2 separate regions of the Homo sapiens genome follow, and region 1 is linked to region 2. The links are chromatin contacts, found by Hi-C or POLR2A ChIA-PET in ENCODE. All regions are on one chromosome and are shown on one strand. The core of a region is the stretch at or near the end of the contact, and the rest is flanking DNA. Distances in the headings are between cores, read along the strand shown.

Region 1 (5,613 bases), core at 338-2,837, 69 kb before region 2:
TTACCTCAGTCCGCTGCAGACCAGGGTTGTCTATGCAAATGCTTGTTTGGTGCCTGATTCCTGGGCTATTATGGAAAAACTGATGATGCTTGAGAAACAATTGGGTAGTCAGACAGTTACTCAAATGTAAAATCAGACGCTTGCTTTCTTGAAGCAATTTGACTCCAGGGAGAGGGCAAAGAATGAGAAATCTATTAGTTTTTAACAAAAAAAGCAAAGGCAGTGAAAATAGGCTCTGCCTGATTCCCTTTTGTCTAATTATAGAAACAGTTTTGCACACAATTTTCACCATCCATACACTAAATGAAGTTTTGATTTTAATGCAAGTCTACTGGTTTGTATCAAAGCCAGACCTATAAAACCTGTATCCTGTAATCTGACCATTACAAACAAAACCCCAAACCCAAAAGTGATGTGAAATTACAATAGAAACCTCAGAACTGAAATGTAATTTCTGTGAGGGAAAGGATGCTGCAGAAATAGTGCCCATGAAAGCAGAAGAAAGACATTCGTATGACATTCTCACTTAGTAGGGAATATTCTGTCATATTACCTTCATGTCTTTTCGTAACAGGTTTATTTTGGTTGAGCTCTGTTAAAATTAAAGCTTCCTGGCTGAGCACGATGGCCCACACCTGTAATCCCAGCACTTTGAGAGGCCGAGGCGGGTGGATCACCTGAGGTTGGGAGTTCGAGACCAGCCTGGCCAACACGGTGAAACCCCGTCTTTGCTAAAGATACAAAAATTAGCCAAGTGTGGTGGTGTGCACCTGTAATCCCAGCTACTTGGGAGGCTGAAGCAGGAGACTTGCTTGAACCCAGGAGGGGCAGGTTGCAGTGAGCTGAAATGGCACCACTGCACTCCTGCCTGGGTGACAGAGTGAGACTCTGTCTCCAAAAAAAAAAAATTAAATCTTCCTGCCTGAGAGTACGTGTGGTCTGACTTGAAATGAAGAGGGACTTTTTTTTTTTGTTTTTTTTTCCTAAGTCCTTTTACCTTGAATCTGTCATGTACATAGGACAAACTATAGTATTGGTAAAAGGGAGATTGGAAACATTTTGATTTGCAATTGAGGGGAGGAGCTGTTATGGTCTTGACCTCATTTTCTTTATCAGCATGCTTCCTGTTAATAAAAAGAATGGGAAATAACAGAAGTGGATATTCTTTGGCTTAAAAGATGTATTAATATTTATTCAGATTTCCTTAATATATCACTGACAGAATACTTTTAATTACTGAGAACTAAATGTTGTTTTGGTCTGCCTTCTCCACAAATTCCTAACCATCCTGAAAAGTTTCTGGAATCTCCTTCTGCCTTTGGTAGCTGGGGAAGGAGAAATTCACGAGACTGACAGAATTCAGCCCAGTAGCCTCTGCCAGAGCTGACAGGCTTGATGGTCGCCTTTCGGTCTTCTTTTTTTTTTTTTTCATAATGCGTGTGCCTTTCTTCATTGGTGGTCTCCTGAAGTCACCAGCCCTGCCAGAAGCTCTTTCACTGGGACAAAAGGGGAACTGGAGCGAGATGGCCTCTCATATGTTGGCAACTCTCCCTGAATTTTCTTCCTTGGCAACCCTGCGCACTGGAAGATCTGGCCAGCAACCTTGTTATTTTCACCAGCCCTCTCCCATGTGACTTGCACCAGGCAAAAGTGCTATTTAAGCAGCTCCATTAAAGCACTGGCTTGGCTGGTTGGCTTACCCTTTGCCATTTGAGACCACAAAACCAAGTTCTTTCCAGCTCAATCCTGGCCTGTTTTAAAAGAAGTTGGTTTCCTTTCTTTAGCTAAAATGGCTTTCTCCTTTCAACATCCAAGTAGCAAACATGTTGGTCTTACCTCTAACTTTAGCTCAATCTTCACTTGATGTGTGTGATTATGATCTGAAGGCCTTAGAGTTGAGAATTGAGAATTCACTGGTTAGTTTTCTCCTTTTCCAAGCTTCAGCTTGCCCCCATACTTCCCAGCTGTCCCTTGTAAAGAACGGGGAGATTATCCCATGTCCCAGACTTTAGAGGCTCTCTGGATTTAGCTCTTCTTTTTGTATCAGCAATATGACCATAGTTAATAGCGCTGGACCAGGAGAATGCAGCTTCCTCCTTCTGTGCTACTAACTCAAATGCTAGAACCAAGGCTTTAAGCTGGGAACTTCCTTTAATAAGCGTTTCACAGTCTATCCATAGGTCAGTGGTCATTTTTATTCATCTGAGATTTTATAGTGGGATTTTATGGAGGTATGAATTTTAATGAACAACACCCATCTATTACCAGAACTATAAAGGTATTTGAGACTGATGATAATATGTGTGTGTGTGTTATGTGTGTGTGTGTGTGTGTGTGTGTGTGTGTGTGTGTGTGTTTACTGGGCTCATTTGCCAGATTCAGGTATGCTGAATGTGTGTGTTGTAAGGTGCTTTATTAATAAGCATTCTAGAAGACATGATTTGCTTCCAGTTAGTGGTACTGTAAATTAAGTGTATCAGCAGTGAGGTAACTGAAGAATTGTGGTAGGAGGGAGGGGTATGCAGTTTAATGTAATTGTGTGAAATAGGAAATCAACAGACGTGGGAAGACAGAATAGAGAGAGGTTACAGGCATCATTGTCAGAATCTTGCAAAGTACAGAGCTACCCACTGACCCCTCTGCTCTCATGAAGGGAATCTTTTCTAACCTGAGAGGAATCCTTCTGTTCTCCTGGCTCTTCCAAATATTTTGCCTGTGCCCTTCCTTTAAATACTGAGGCTTTTGGAAACTAAAGCCAGGGAGCCAGAAGATTTTCCTACTTTCAAATTCCTACTCTCCCCATATTATACAATGCGTTGGGATGATGGCAAAGGGATGGAATACCAGGATGCTTTAAAAAGTTGGGTAACATTTCAAAAATTTTTCTCATCATGGATTTTTAAGAATGGGAAAGATCTAAGTATGATTAAAACAGTATTTTCCTTTCCTACTTAGACTTTTTGAGGGGACATTAAATGCAGCATTTTAAAAGTTCAAATCCTTTAAGTAGATTGTGAAATTACAACCACAGCTGAGTAGTGGTTTTTCTGGTGATGGGGAATATAAGTCATGTTTATTCCTTCTTTACATCTTCCTGTATTTTATACATTTTCTGTATTATATTCAAGATACTTTTTTTTTTAAAAAGCACACAGCTGTTTATGTTAACTGAAAGAGAAATATGCTGTTTTGATTCATTTCTTTAAGTGGAGGAAATTAATTTATATTAATTTTCTAGTTCCATCTACAATATAAGATTTCAAACAATGACCTCTATTGAAAAAAGGTCATCACTACGGTCATTTTTTTAAAGCACAGTTGGATAAGGAAGAGTTACTTTCTAACAATTTAGTATGTGACAGTGGCCAAGCAACTTAAAATATTTTACTCTTATTTCCCTAGTAAAAGTAGAAACGACTAGCAATGCCCCAACTAGATTTTTATTACTATATTGCCCTTGATTTAACATATTGGCAAGAAGTTTCAAAACATATAAATACAGGATGAAAACATTTGTCAATTGTTCTGACCAAGAATGCATTGCTGAGTGTACAGATCTTTCCATCACACTTATACTCTTGTGCTGTTTCCAGCTGCTTTCCCAGTAAAAACGATCAGTAAGCTGAGACAATGTAAAAGGAAGCAAAGTCTTTATTTGTTTTTCAGCTATTATAGGCATAGTTTAAGTGGGTAGAACCCAGAAGATGTAAATTCCTACTAGATGCAATAATGCAATAATCCATAGGTGTCAAGTAGCATTGCTCAAGTGTTGACTTATTTGATAATGCTTTAAAAATTACATTTTTCATTACTGGCAACAGGATTAGGTGGGTTTTATCTTACAAGAATATACACGCAGAAGGACATAGTAGATACTGATGTGGTGATGAAATTTTGTCAAAATGTAATTTCCTGCTACTAAATCTCGTGACAGGTGCATTGTATTTCTGCCTTCAGAAGTTATTCCCCAATGATGTAACCAGACAGAATGCATTGTAGGAATATCACCACTTGATATTTGCAGTGTCTTCTCTTAAGGAAATGTTTTGCCTTTTTGTTTCCAGTTTCTGCCTGTTACAAATGAATTTTTGCATTTGTAAAACTTTGTAGCAATATTTGCTACCTCTGGTCTGTCAATTGTCTCCCTTCAGTCAATTGAAGTGGTGTATATATAAAGTGTATTAAACATATGTACGCCTATGCGGGCTTTTCCCCTGCTTATTCCAGTCTTTATCATTGTATTTATGCTTATTGCATTGAATGACTGACTGCAAGACCCTAGTATGGGCATTGCTTTTTTCTTTTTTAAAAAATATATTAAGTTACGCAAATGTTTGCCTTTTTTGAGTGAGTTGCTTTATTCAAGTTCAGCCTTGCTTGATTGTGAGTATGTGGAGCTAGGGAGATACAGACAGATGAACTTTAGTCTCATTAAGCATATGTTGAGGTCTGTCTCTAAAGTGAGGAGACTTCCTTTCCAACAAACTCATCAGAGCAAGTGTTGTACACAACTCTGATTTTGGAACTTCGGTTTCGGAACTCTTTGGCTTTAGATAATACCTCGCTGGGAACAATTACCCAGCTTAATCAGTCCCATTATTCACCATATTTGGCTCTCAAAGCTTTTTGGCTGTCTCCAAAGATCAAACGTGTCCTCAGAGGGCTAAGACTGGCTGCTATAGAGACTATTCAAAAGAATATGCCCAAGGCTGAGCAGGCATTCCAAAAATGCTGCAAACAATGGCTGCATGACTGGAATAAGTATGCAGCCCCCAAGTTGGCTGTTGTGAAGGACAGTTCTCACTGAAGGATGTCCATGTCATTATTTGGTAGCTAAACTTTATGTGCCTACACAGATACACACACCCTGTACAAAGACAAACAGGTGTGAACTTCAGACTTTCCCTTTTGAGACAAGTGTTGATCAGGACTTAAGATAAGGGGCTTTGAAAAGTAGTGTGCTAAGTAAGACTTTGGAAGGAAGGTGTCGATGCACTTGATACGTCCTTTTATTCCCTGCTCTTTGAACATACTTGTGGATAATGACAGAGATCATTTCCAAGTGGCCCAAAGCAACAGATTTCAGCACCCAGTGAAGCCACCTGTTTTTCCCTCTCCTCACAGGGCCCTGGGTCTCTGTCCTTATGCATCCGTGCAGGTTGGTACGTGTGATGATAAAAGAGGGTACAGTGTGTTCCTGTACTAAGCTGTTTACCCACCCCTTCTGGAGAAGAGCCAGATATGAAATGAAAAACATACCATATGCCCTTTGCTTTCTCCCCCATTTTATGTTCGGCAGTTTGTTTGTTTGTCACAAGTCCTTTAATAAAGTGTGGCCTTCCTGCCTAATTAGAGGCCCAGAGCTGTGAAGCTCTGTTAAGCGCTAATCTAGAAATTCTGGTGGGAACATTCCTATATGCATTCAGGAGAATCTTGACAGTAAATAAGAGATCTGGAGCTTGTTGTGGGGAGTTTCCTAGCATACCAATGGCTTGTGAAGGGACGGGCTTTCTTTTCATTTGTGGACACCACAATTGTAGACACACAGAGTAAATCCTGTTTCTCTGGCAATTAAAGGGGCAAACTTGGAATGCTTCCTTTTTTGTTTGTTTT
Region 2 (5,192 bases), core at 227-2,726:
TTTTTGAAATCAGATCACTGAAATATAACACTTCAATGATTCATTCCTTCATCTTCTTTCTATCTTTGATGGAATGCAGAGAAATCTGGGAGAAGTGACACAAGAAATCTCATCAATAATGTTTTCCTTTGATATGTGCTGGGTATTGGGGTTGAGTCCACAATCTTCACTCTACTGTCCCCACTGCGTGTAGCAGCTATGGGGATTGGAGACTGACCCAGCTCCAGGGAGAAAGGGACCCTGATTAGTCTTGGCCAAACATGGTAACCTTCTTCCCTTTATCAGTAACTGGTTCGAAAACTCAGACAGAGTGTGATATTCTATGTATGATGGCTCAGGGGTAAGTGACATATGTTGATCTAGTCAGACAGAAGAGACAGCTTTGATTCAATGTCTGGGGAAAAGCACCTTCTTGTTCCTCTCCCCTCTCTCCCCAGTCCCTTGTTGCTCCTTGGACATGAACAATGAAGCATAGGCTCCTAACTGATATACATAATAACCCTATAACCACATGGAAAACAACCTTGGAATGGAGCTGACATTGTGTTTAGCAGAGCAGAGACAGAACGGACCTGAGTGTTTAGTGACATTGTCCAGCCTCTGGATTGTCCAGCCCTTGTCAAGACTTCCAGATAAGTGAGTCATACTTTCTGCATTATTTAAAACAATTGAATTAAAAAATCAAATGTAACGAATACAATGAGTTTATTAGTGTTTTTTTTCTGGGATAGGGTTTTGAGTACTGGAGAATAAATAGAGCAATGAAGGAGGGAAAAGAAAAGTATTTCCCAGAGGAGGACTGGATGGAATAGGATATAAGGAAAGACAGCTAGGAATACCAAAAAATGAACTCTTCATACTTTGAAACATGTCTGAGAGTCAGCACTCAATCCAAGTAGTCTGGAGATGGGATTATTTTTTCCCATTAATCAAGGTTAAAGACTCTTTTTTTGAAAATTTCCTTGAAACCCTCCAAATTGCACCAGACTGATGCAGAAACTTGTCCTGTATTTCCAGACAAAGATCATGAGGTTGGGCCACGAGTCCAGCAAATAATAAGGGCTAACATTGACATTTATAAATCACTTTCCACTTTGCAAGGGACTGCTACTACCCTACTACCTGATTTCATTTGAGTCTTAGGACAGTTCTCTAGAGTAAACTTATGATCTACATTGTACAGAGGAGGTTAACTAAGACTCAGGGAGATGAAATGATTGGCATGGAGCCATGTAGCTTGTAATATCACATGCAAGGCTCGATGCTGGAGTTCTGACTCAGGGCTTTGCTGCTGCCACCATCTCTCTGCCATTCCACTTGGCCTCCACCCTTCCCTGGCAGGCAGCTGCTTCCTCTGAATTCACGATCAGCTTTCCTTATTGGCATCTCCTTGGGAAGGCCGCCTCAGGGCCTTCCTTATCAGTTTGTGGTTGCTAGATTTATCTTACCACAAAAAGGGCTTTATTTCTTGGCATCTAATCCCCTTCCTTATCTACTCTCTCTTCATCATTACTAGGCTTCCTGTTGGTTTTGAGGTATGAACACCCTGGGTCGACAACTGGAGTCAATTTCTGCATTTGACTCAAAGGAAATTCAAGTGAATGAATTCCACACGATGGTGAACCTAGTGAATCTTAAGTAATTCCCAGGAAATGCTCTGAGAGTATAGAACAGGTATCAGTAATCCTAAATAATATGAGCTCCGAGTGAATCAACTCTTTGGTTTTTAGTAACACCTGTGAGACTACTGATGTCTCACCATAAATAAGAAAAAAGGGAGAAAAAAAATGAAAAGGGAAGAAGAAATAGGAGAAGAGGGAGAGATGGAAGAAATAAATATATATGCAAATATCAGGAGTCAGAAAATATACATATGCAATAGTTTTCTGACCTCTAAAGTTTTTCTTCCATATTTGAGTTAATTTAGGCATTGTTTAGTGAGTAAAATTAGTTATTCCACCAAGGCTCTTGAGTATAACTGAATGCATTCATCAGTCATTTGTGTGATGATGACATTGGGTTAACACCTGACAAAATGGCAGATGAAATCAATAAGCTACTGACTCACAAACCCAGTTGATTTGGCCCCAAAACACCTTTGTTTATTTATTGACTCTCATGCAAGGATATTGATAAGTTATAAAATAGCCTTGATTATTTTCTATAAATTGTTTACTTTTCCTCCTCCTCCTAAGCCCTTACAAATTAAAATGGGAAGTAGAAGTTTTGAATTCACAGGTTAAATATCATTTTAATCCTCTGTTCCGTTGTAGACTTGCATCTTTTTCGAGACAGGGTCTCCCTCTATCACCAAGGCTGGAGTGCAATGGTGCAACCAAATCTCATTATAGCCTTGACCTTCTGGGTTCAAGGGATCCTCCCACCTCAACCTCTTGAGTAGCTGAGACCACAGGTTGGTGCCACCATGTCTAGCTAATTTTTAAACTTTTAAAAAATAGAGACAGGGTCTCACTATGTTGCCCAGGCTGGTCTCAAACTCCTGGGCTCAAGCAATCCTCCCACCTCGGCCTCCTAAAGTGCTGGGATTACAGGCATGAGCCACCACACCCGGCTCAATTGCATTTTTGATTGTCAAAATCCCTCTCTGCTTTAGTGAAGATGCAATTGTTTTATATTCTGTCCTATAAATATTATAGTTTAGCTAAGGTGACACTTGGAGGAGGATTAGAACATGTCAACCAGGGACTATTAGGTCAAGAGAACTTTCAATCATATTTCCTCTAGAACTCTGGCCCTTCTCTGTTACTTGTGATGTCTTCAAATCCCCTGACATGGGGGATATTTGTGTTCAGGGGTCTATAACCAAGAAAAATGATCGGGTGAGTATCATACACATGTCAACCCTGTCTTTTAGAATCAGGTGGCAGCTGATTTGTTTAAAGCATTGATGAATAAGTGGAACTGGGAGAGAGAACATTTGACTCATCTTTTAGGATGCAGAGAATCCTTGCAATCAAGGAACATTAAAATAAACCATGTAATGGTGGGTGCATCTCATTAGTTTCACTAGTAGAACTGTGAAATTTATTGAGAAAAATTAATGGCTGGGTTTGACACAAATTGCAATTGTTCATAGGCAGAAGGCAATATAAGGATTTCAAATACACCAGAAGAGAGAGTTATGGTGTAGGTAAGCATGTGAAAACATCTTCAAAATCTAACCATATAACATTCAGTTGTCATACTGTGTATGTAGTAAAAAATGTTCAAATGAACAGACACCATGGCATGCACATTTAAAGTTGTTTTTCCGGATTGATCCTGGAGAACTTGTTAACTGGAACAAAGTCATAAATTGTGCAATCATTCAGAATTTGCATTCATGTAAGGAAAGATTTTTAATGTTCTCCTGCTTTTACTTTTTTTGGACTTTGTCATTCCTACCTCATTGCCTTGGTGTGCATTCATGTGGCATAGCTCAATGGTGCAGCTTCCCCTTCCTGCCCCACCCCACCTGCTTGTTAATATTCTGTCCAATCCAAAGTGAAGCTTAGATGAGGGCCAGATAATATTAGCAAGTCACAATTAGGGCAAAGGATATGAACAAGCCATGCTGCTGCCTCATGCTATTTACAGCTTTTCTCTCTTAAGGTTTCTGATCTGCGCGTGTTTGGCAACGCTAAGAGACAAAGGGAGGTCATCTTTCCAGTTCCTGTTTCAAAGAGAAAAACAGGCACAATAGCCACAGCAGTAGTCACTGAAATAGTTACTTAGCACATGATATAAATGCATTTACATCCATTATCTCGTTTAATCCTTTCAACAACCCAGGGAGGAAGGTAATATTATTGCATTTGACAGATGAGAGAAAAGAGATGCAGAAAAAGTTAGGTAATGAGCTCAAAGTTGCACAGCTGGTGAATGGAAGCATTAGGCTTTAAACCCAGATTTGTCTGTCACTAAAGCCCGTGCTTTTGTTACTGTCCTCTACTGCCTTTTTAAAAGCAAAGTTTTGAGAAGGTAGGGATGAGATGGAGGCCACTGGTTGGTTACATGGTCTTTCTATATTTGTCACACACTCTCTCTGTTGCATTTTCCCTCTGGCTTTTCTATCTGCCATATCCAGGCAAAAAACAGCAAGATGAACCAAGATGCTAGTTGTCACTGATTTTGAAGTAAAAGAAATTAGCTAAAGTAAACGTGAGAACACTATTCTGCCATGTTCCTACATTCTCTGCTCAGAGGCTCCTCTCTTTCCATTAAGCAAATATTGAGAGAATCATTTAGATGGGATTTCCTCTGAATTGTAACTAAAATAAATCTCATTTCTGAATTTGGGGTACAAAAGACTCATTATCGTTTATTTGCATCAATTTTGCTCTGATGGTCTGAGCCAGTGGTTCTGAAACCTTGGTGTGAGTAAGACTCATCCAAGGATGACTCCATTGGTGTTTGTTGGTTGTAGGTAACAGAAATCTGTTCTGGATGTTGTAAGCAGCCAGGATTTGGGCAGCTTAGGGGTTCTGGGTAGAAGGAACTAATTTTATTTTCTTTCTATATTCAACTGGGTGATTGCATCTAACCCCAAGGTTTTATATAACTATCTACAGTAGTCAGAATTCTAAGATGGGCCTCAATATTCCCTATCCCTTGTGTAATCCCCTCTCCCTGACTGTGGGTGGGAGTCTGAATGCGATGGGGCATCACCTCTGTGATTTGATTACTAATCAGTTGACTGAGTTCATCAAAAGAGTGATTATCCTGGGTTTGCCTGGTCTGATCAGCTGAATTCTGAAAAGAGGAACTGGACCCTTGCTGGAGTGAAAGTCTTTATGAGAAAGAGATTCTCTTGGTGGCCTTAAGGAAGAAAATTGTCATGTTGTAGAGAGACCACAAGGCTTGAAACTGTGGGTAGCTCCTGGGAGCTGAGAGGGACCCCTGACCAACAGCCAGCAAGAAAATGGGTACCTCAGCCCCATAGTCGCAAGGAACTGAACTTGGCCGTTAATCAGTGAGCTTGGAAGAGGACCAAAGTCCCACTGTAACCCCAGCTGGCACCTTGATTTCAGCCTGTGAGAGCCTGAGCAGAGAACCCAGCCATGCTGTGTCCAGGCTTCTGACCCATAGAACTGTGAGACAATGGGTATTATTTTAAGAAGCTCGGTTTTTGTTGTTTCGTTATGCAGCAGTAAAAATTAACATACCATCTGCATGTTGATGACTCCAGAATT

The links. A loop is a pair of places that touch in the nucleus more often than their neighbours do. ChIA-PET counts read pairs that join two places held with the same protein, here RNA polymerase II (POLR2A). Pooled maps may share reads with other maps.
Region 1: a loop to region 2 is called in a map of astrocyte of the cerebellum, with 3 times the contacts of the local background. The contact joins two enhancer-like sites. A Hi-C loop is called at or near these places in 1 of 168 maps with a recorded cell type or tissue (astrocyte of the cerebellum) and 1 of 50 pooled maps. POLR2A ChIA-PET finds 5 or more read pairs at or near these places in 3 of 52 experiments (HCT116, HEK293 and MCF 10A).

Annotation. Positions count from the first base shown.
Region 1 is chr2:226,738,530-226,744,142 of GRCh38, reverse strand. The region is part of intron 1 of IRS1 (insulin receptor substrate 1); the gene reads left to right. Among named protein-coding and RNA genes, the nearest start is that of IRS1, 58 kb to the left of the region's middle. Within about 2 kb of position 1,587, at least 16 of the 41 ENCODE cell types and tissues checked have a DNase peak (open chromatin) inside an H3K27ac peak, as active enhancers do.
Region 2 is chr2:226,669,700-226,674,891 of GRCh38, reverse strand. No RefSeq gene overlaps it. Among named protein-coding and RNA genes, the nearest start is that of MIR5702, 14 kb to the right of the region's middle. Within about 2 kb of position 1,476, at least 5 of the 41 ENCODE cell types and tissues checked have a DNase peak (open chromatin) inside an H3K27ac peak, as active enhancers do.